2 separate regions of the Homo sapiens genome follow, and region 2 is linked to region 1. A link is an interaction called in ENCODE POLR2A ChIA-PET data of the cell type or tissue named here. Cell type or tissue: PC-9. All regions are shown on one strand.

What was found. Peaks named below come from ENCODE experiments on the same cell type or tissue, not always from the same donor. Only the 100,000 strongest peaks of a DNase experiment are listed, where the experiment ranks them.
Region 2: POLR2A ChIA-PET joins it to region 1 with 31 read pairs; 2 of 35 experiments call an interaction of 5 or more read pairs at or near these places.

Annotation. Positions count from the first base shown.
Region 1 is chr1:151,679,333-151,683,332 of GRCh38, forward strand. The region is part of intron 7 of SNX27 (sorting nexin 27); the gene reads left to right. Among named protein-coding and RNA genes, the nearest start is that of CELF3, 35 kb to the right of the region's middle. In PC-9, no CTCF peak of the experiment used is centred here; DNase peaks (open chromatin) are centred at 1,219 and 1,659; H3K4me3 peaks cover 653 bases; H3K27ac peaks cover 2,798 bases.
Region 2 is chr1:151,287,392-151,291,391 of GRCh38, forward strand. ZNF687 (zinc finger protein 687) reads left to right here. Exons shown (of 9, transcript NM_020832.3): 2 at 1-1,015; 3 at 1,137-1,315; 4 at 1,704-1,880; 5 at 1,987-2,149; 6 at 2,287-2,616; 7 at 2,731-2,843; 8 at 3,041-3,182; 9 at 3,324-4,000. The coding sequence ends at 3,818. Among named protein-coding and RNA genes, the nearest start is that of ZNF687, 7.1 kb to the left of the region's middle. RefSeq lists enhancers at 1,614-2,265, 2,266-2,915, 2,916-3,566. In PC-9, no CTCF peak of the experiment used is centred here; no DNase peak of the experiment used is centred here.

The DNA.
Region 1 (4,000 bases):
TTAGTTGCTAATGGTAATAATGAACCTTTTCCTTAAAAATTAATAAGGTAGAAATTAATCATTTATATTTAAATTCTGGCTAAACCTAGCAAAGTGTACACACATTTAAGCTGCTGTTTCCTGAAAGCTCACAAAAGTAGCAGTATTGGAATTTTAAAAAGCGTAAACTTGCAAGGACAAAGAGAACAAGGGAGGATACCACAGCAAATGACAACCGTTGACAGTTTTTAGAAAATGAATGTCTAAGTAAAAGAGTTTTGATATTTGGTTATTGTGGAGGAAAAATTGGTGATAGGTACATGGGAAGTTACAAACAAAAACACGAGGCATTTAACCTCAGAGGAAATAAAAAATTTTGCAAGAAAGGAAGTCATAGCATAGTATATAGCTTAGTTGTGAATAGTGTTTACATATTTATAATAATGCAGTTATTGAGTATTTAATTTTTTATTGAGAAGTTGGGGGAAGAGGAAGTGGGAGTGTTTGGGTGCTACAAGAGAGTTAAAACCAAATATTTTCAACACAGTAAGTCAACAGTGTCTAAAATTGGTAAGTCAAGAATTGTCAATGTAAGCATGCCATTTAGAATTATGGAGGGATTATCACAAGAAATTGCTTAAAGTGCCTAAAAGTAGTTGCTTTTGTGGAATGACGCTCTGGGATCAGAGGCTGCTGTTTTTATTAGGAGCCTTTTAGTACTATATGTTTTGTTTTTTTAAATTATATACATCTTTTACTTTAATTAAAAAAATTTAAGAAGAAAAGGAAACTAGGGTGGTGATATTTATGTTTTCCACTTAGTCAGTCAAGCAGTGTAATCTTTTTTTTTTTTTTTTTGAGACAGAGTCTTGCTCTGTCTCCCAGGCTGGAGTGCAGTGGCATGATCTGGGCTCACGGAGATGTAACCTCCGTCTTCCGGGTTCAAGTGATTCTCTTACCTCAGACTCCCGAGTTGCTGGGATTACCTGCTCCCTCCTCCACATCCGGCTAATTTTTGTATTTTAGTAGAAATGGGGTTTCAACATGTTGGCCAGGCTGGTCTTGAACTCCTGACCTCAAGTGATCCTCCCGCCTCCACCTCCCAAAATGATGGGATTGCAGGCGTGAGCTACCACACCTGGGTAAGCAATTTCTTGATTAGAAATGAAAGAAGACCATTTTTACTGCCCCATGTGTAAAAGAGCTCACTTGGAATTGCTGGAGTAGATAATCACTGTGACCCACCTCTGCCTTGGGAAAGTGTTCATCAAATATTAGTACTGTTGTGAGTCAGACATAGTTCTAGGCGTTAGGGGTAAAAACAAAACAGAAAGACAGTATTCTTATATTCTTATTCTCATCGAAACAATACAGAAATAAAGAAAAATAGTTGTAAAGCCTTTTCCCTGAGCTAAATAACACTGTAAGTTTCTTTGGAAACTGGATAGACCAGTATTGTTTATTTATTTCCCCCCTCTACTTCTCTGCTGGCTTTTCAATAATTGGTTTAAATTTGGCTGGAGCAGTACAGTGTTTTGGTGATGAAGAGGAAAGTGTTCAGGATCTTCAGGACATTGACATTGCATCGTGGTTCTTCTTGAACATCCCCTCTGTGGCTATAATCCTCGGTGCCTAAGTGAGCCTTCACTTGTATGGCCAGGTTGGGGAGAGACTGGCATAATCTTTCTATTAGTCACTTCCTGGCAGGACATTCATATCCTTGTACGGTTCTTAGAAGAACTTAATAGCTAAATGATACTAATAATAGCTACTGATATATACTTTACAAAACTCTTAACATCTGTCATCTTTTTCTTGTACATCTATGAGATATTCCAGTTTTACACAGTGAAAGGGTTTACATGACTTATGCAAGTACACATTGGTAGGTGACAGAACTAGAAGTTGAATTAGTCTCTCAATCTTTTTTTTTTTTTTTTTTTTTTTTGCGATGGAGTCTTGCTCTGTCACCCAGGCTGGAGTGCAGTGGTGCTATCTCGGCTCACTGCAAGTTCCGCCTCCTGGGTTCACGCCATTCTCCTGCCTCAGCCTCCTGAGAAGCTGGGACTACAGGCGCCTGCCACCTCTCCCCGGCTAATTTTTTGTATTTTTAGTAGAGACAGGGTTTCACCATGTTAGCCAGGATGGTCTCGATCTCCTGACCTCGTGATCCACCCGCCTTGGCCTCCCAAAGTGCTGAGATTACAGGCATGAGCCACCGCGCCTGGCCCTCTTGACTTAATCTTGAACTCATTTGCCTATCCAACTATCTTTCCTTAAAATACTCTGGGAAATGCTTTCCACCTTGAGTACCAAACATCATTGATCTTCCTTATTTCATTCTCTCTTCAGGTTAATTCATGTGGCTTTCAAACACAAATCAAACTTTCTTTAATAAAGAAGGAGCCATTTCTTATTGCTTATTTTAGCTCCCTGTTGTTTATTTCCTTAAGTCTAAATTCCTGTGCCTACTTTTTAGGATTTTTCATAATCTAGTGTTAGTCTGCCTATCCAGCATTATCTTTAATTGTCTCCTGTTCCCTTATTTAAATCAGGCAAATCTGTTTTCTCAAAGTATTTAAGCACAGACTCATTCCTGTTTCCTATCTTTAGCTTATAGTTTCTCTTCTTCATTCTGTTCTTTGGGGATCCACCTAAGGCTTCCCTGATAACTGTAATTATCAATAAGTGCTTCCATTCTGACTGCCTATATCACTGTCTGTACCATACATGTTTGCTATTTCATTGTAATGCAGCATTATATACTGTCTTTCAGTGCTCTCTAATTGTTTACACATGTATAAAATAACTGGAATTTAAGTCCTCTGACACGAGAAACCAGATCTCTCACATATACCTAAAAGAATGCTTGAGCGCTTGCCAGATATTCTTTAAATGCTAGTTATTCCAATAAGTATACCTGTTACTGGATGTGTTAGTCCATTTTCACACTGCTATAAAGACACTACCTGAGATTAGGTAATTTATAAAGAAAGGAAGGTTTTTTTTTGTTTGTTTGTGCTTTTTTGAGATGGAGTCTCGCACTGTCACCTGGGCTGGAGTGCAGTGGCATGATCTCAGCTCACTGCAACCTCTGCCTCCTGGGTTCAAGCGATTGTCCTGCCTCAGCCTCCCGAGTAGCTGGGATTACAGTTGCCTGCCACCATGCCCAGCTAATTTTTTGTATTTTTAGTAGAGACGGGGTTTCATCATGTTGGCCAGGCTGGTCTCGAACTCCTGACCTTGTGATTCACCCGCCTCAGCCTCCCAAAGTGCAAGAAAGGAAGTTTAATTGACTCACAGTTTCGCATGGCTTGGGAAAGCCTCAGGAAACTTACAATCATGGCATAAGGTGAAAGGGAAGCAAGCACCTTCTTCACAAGGTGACGAGAGAGAGAGCACATGCAGGGGGAACTGCTGTTTTTAAAACTATCAGATCTAGGCCAGGTGCGGTGTCTCATGCCTGTAATCCCAGCACTTTGGGAGGTCGAGGCGGGCAGATCACTTGAGGTCAAGAGTTGGAGACTAGGCTGGCCAATGTAGTGAAGCCCCATCTCTATTAAAAATACAAAAATTAGCTGGGCGTGATGGCTCATGCCTGTAGTCCCAGCTACTCTGGAGGCTGAGGCAAGAGAATCGCTTGAACCTGGGAGGCGGAGGTTTCAGTGAGTCGAGATTGTGCCACTGCACTCCAGCCTGGGTGACAGAGCCAGACTCTGTCTCAAAACAAACAAAAAAACCCCATCAGATCTTGTGAGAACTCCCTCACTATCATGAGACCAGCATGGGGAAACCAGACCATGATCCAGTCACCTCCCACCGGGTCCCTCCCTCGACATATGGGGACTACAATTTGAGATGAGATTTGAGTGGAGGCACAGAGCCAGACCATATCCCTGGACATGTGGCAGAGTTCACTGGTAATGATGGTGGTCCAAGTGGATAAGAGATTTTCTGAAAATGCGTCTGTGTCTGTTTTCATCGAGAATGTACATAATAATGATTTTTACACTCCTTTCTG
Region 2 (4,000 bases), 390 kb before region 1:
GGCTAGCCTCTTGAAGCTGTCCCCTGCAACACCTACTTCTGAGGGTCCAAAGGTGGTGAGCGTACAGTTGGGTGATGGTACAAGGCTGAAAGGCACTGTGCTGCCTGTGGCCACCATCCAGAACGCCAGTACTGCCATGCTGATGGCAGCCAGTGTGGCTCGCAAGGCTGTGGTGCTGCCTGGGGGGACTGCCACCAGCCCTAAGATGATTGCTAAGAACGTGCTAGGCCTGGTGCCCCAAGCCCTGCCTAAGGCTGACGGGCGGGCAGGGCTGGGGACTGGGGGACAGAAGGTGAATGGTGCCTCGGTGGTGATGGTGCAACCTTCAAAGACAGCTACTGGGCCAAGTACAGGGGGCGGCACAGTGATATCACGGACCCAGTCCAGCCTGGTGGAGGCCTTCAACAAGATCCTCAACAGCAAGAACCTGCTCCCTGCCTATAGGCCAAACCTGAGCCCACCAGCTGAGGCTGGGCTGGCCCTGCCTCCCACCGGCTACCGCTGCCTGGAGTGTGGGGATGCCTTCTCATTGGAGAAGAGCCTGGCACGGCACTATGACCGTCGGAGCATGCGCATCGAGGTCACCTGCAACCACTGCGCCCGCCGCCTGGTCTTCTTCAACAAGTGCAGCCTGCTCCTGCATGCACGTGAACACAAGGACAAGGGGCTCGTCATGCAGTGCTCACATTTGGTCATGAGGCCTGTAGCCCTTGACCAGATGGTGGGGCAGCCGGACATCACACCGCTGCTGCCTGTAGCTGTCCCACCTGTCTCTGGACCTCTGGCCTTGCCTGCCTTGGGCAAGGGTGAGGGGGCCATCACCTCCTCTGCCATTACTACAGTTGCTGCTGAGGCCCCTGTCCTGCCGCTCTCCACAGAGCCGCCTGCTGCCCCGGCCACCTCTGCTTACACATGCTTTCGCTGCCTGGAGTGCAAGGAACAGTGCCGGGACAAGGCTGGCATGGCAGCTCACTTCCAGCAGCTCGGCCCCCCTGCCCCTGGGGCCACCAGCAATGTGAGTCACCTTTCACAGCCCTTCTGTGGGGACAGGATCTAGGAAGGCGTTGGGGGCTTGGTTAGAAGTAATGGAGACAGGACACTCCTCACCGACTTTCCTTGTTTAACCCACTCGACAGGTGTGCCCAACCTGCCCCATGATGCTCCCCAATCGCTGCAGCTTCAGCGCCCACCAGCGCATGCATAAGAATCGACCCCCCCATGTCTGTCCTGAGTGTGGGGGCAACTTCCTGCAAGCCAATTTTCAGACCCATCTCCGGGAGGCCTGTCTGCACGTCTCTCGCCGTGTAGGATACAGGTGCCTCGGACCCTTCCTCCATAGAACTGTAGGGTTTCGTGTGTCCTAGCCTCAGCCTCAGATGGCCTTTCAAGATCCCCTATCTTCCCTGCTATATCCCTCAGCCCTGTTGTTTTGCCAGACTCAACCCTGAGATAGTACGTCCTGCCTTCCCGTCGTCCCCCATGGAGATGGGGGGAAGCAGGGCCACCTCTGGAGCTCCAGCTCTCCCTTGGCAGCCTCCCTTGGGGCACAGCCTCTGCACCTCTCTCCTTTCTCCACCCTGCTCATGCTCCACTACTGATTTCCTTCTTGTAGTCTACCCAGTCCCAGAGAATAAATGTATGGTCCCGGGGTGGGCATGGAGATGCCTCCCACCTCACCACAGGGCCTCCTGCTTCCTCCCTAGGTGCCCCAGCTGTTCAGTGGTGTTTGGGGGTGTGAACTCCATCAAGTCCCACATCCAGACGTCGCACTGCGAGGTTTTCCACAAGTGCCCCATCTGCCCCATGGCCTTCAAGTCTGGGCCAAGTGCCCATGCCCACCTCTACTCCCAGCATCCCAGCTTCCAAACTCAGCAGGCCAAGTGAGGCCCGGGGGAGGGCCGGGCTGGGCCAGGGAGGGCTGGTGGGGCGCAGGAGGGGAGGGGCTGCACCCAACCCTGCCTGATGTCTGCACTGTCCTCACTTCAGGCTGATCTACAAGTGCGCCATGTGCGACACAGTCTTCACTCACAAACCCCTCCTCTCCTCACACTTCGACCAGCACTTGCTGCCCCAGCGTGTCAGTGTCTTTAAGTGCCCGTCTTGTCCTCTGCTCTTTGCCCAAAAAAGGACCATGCTGGAACATCTCAAGGTACAGGAGCAGAGGGATGGGGAATGGGTGCTTAGCTGTACTGACCTGGGGCTGGGGCCACATACTTCAGAAGTGGGGGGCTTTGGCATAGCCAGGCCCTCCCCCACAACAGCAACCTCCCTTGTCTCCTCTCACAGAACACCCATCAGTCTGGGCGCTTGGAGGAGACTGCTGGGAAAGGGGCCGGGGGTGCCCTGCTGACCCCCAAGACTGAGCCTGAGGAGCTGGCTGTTTCTCAGGGAGGGGCAGCCCCTGCTACTGAGGAGTCGTCTTCATCTTCAGAAGAGGAGGAAGTACCCAGCTCCCCTGAGCCCCCCCGTCCAGCCAAACGGCCTCGGCGGGAACTAGGGAGCAAAGGCCTCAAGGGTGGGGGTGGGGGGCCTGGAGGCTGGACCTGTGGCCTGTGTCACTCCTGGTTCCCTGAGCGTGATGAATACGTGGCCCACATGAAGAAGGAGCATGGCAAGGTGAGTGGGCCCCAAGGGGAGTACCATGGGCTGGGGGCAGCATTGGGACTGCCAGTGTGACAGTGGGGACGGGGTCCTGGAGCCTGGCTCTGACATCTACCCCTGCTCTCCTAGTCAGTGAAAAAGTTCCCCTGTCGCCTGTGTGAGCGCTCCTTCTGCTCCGCCCCCAGCCTGAGGCGCCATGTCAGAGTTAATCACGAGGGCATCAAGCGAGTTTACCCCTGCAGGTAAGTCTTGCTCCCCGCTTCCTCTTCCTGCCCAGCACGTGACTCTCCCTGTATGCCAAAGTACCTGTGCACCTGCGACGTGTCTAAGTGGCCTGATGGTTGGGGTCTCCCTCTGCTCTGGCAGCCCCCTCCTCAGAAGCAAGGGCCCTGGCCTTCGGGCTGTGCCGCTGCTGCCATCCTGTCCTCTCCCATTTCAGGTATTGCACAGAGGGAAAACGCACCTTCAGCAGCCGCCTGATCCTAGAGAAACATGTCCAGGTCCGGCACGGCTTGCAGCTTGGGGCCCAGTCCCCTGGCCGGGGGACCACCTTGGCTCGGGGTTCCAGTGCCAGAGCCCAGGTAGGCAGAGGCCCGGCCTGCTGTGCTAGGGCTTTGAGTGGGAAACTGGAAGGCAGAGACCATGGCCTCAGGAAGCGAGCATGGGGGTGCCAGGGACAGTAGGGGTGGTGGTAAGGCCCAGTTTCTTCCACTTTTCTTCAGGGGCCAGGTCGGAAACGCCGCCAGTCTTCTGACTCTTGCAGTGAGGAGCCTGACAGCACGACACCGCCAGCCAAGTCCCCCAGGGGCGGACCTGGATCTGGAGGCCATGGCCCTCTGCGCTACCGGAGCAGCAGCTCCACAGAACAGAGCCTCATGATGGGGTTGAGGGTGGAGGATGGTGCCCAGCAGTGCCTCGACTGTGGCTTGTGCTTTGCCTCCCCTGGCTCCCTGAGCCGACACCGTTTCATCAGCCACAAGAAGAGACGGGGTGTGGGTAAAGCCAGTGCCCTGGGGCTGGGGGATGGGGAGGAAGAGGCCCCTCCATCAAGGTCTGACCCCGATGGTGGAGACTCACCCCTGCCTGCTTCTGGAGGCCCACTGACCTGTAAGGTCTGTGGCAAGAGCTGCGACAGCCCTCTAAACCTCAAGACCCACTTCCGCACGCATGGCATGGCGTTCATCAGGGCTCGGCAGGGGGCTGTTGGGGACAACTAGTCTCCAAGGCCTGGGACTGACCAGCCCCTTCCTCTTGGAGCCTGGTTTTCCCTACTGCTGCCTGATCCCTCGGCTGGGGAGTTTTCATTAACATTAATATTTTGTTAATTCCTGTCTCTCCAACCTGAAGAAGAAGAGCATTTGAGGATTATTCTAGTTATTTGCAACCTCCCTTTGGGTTT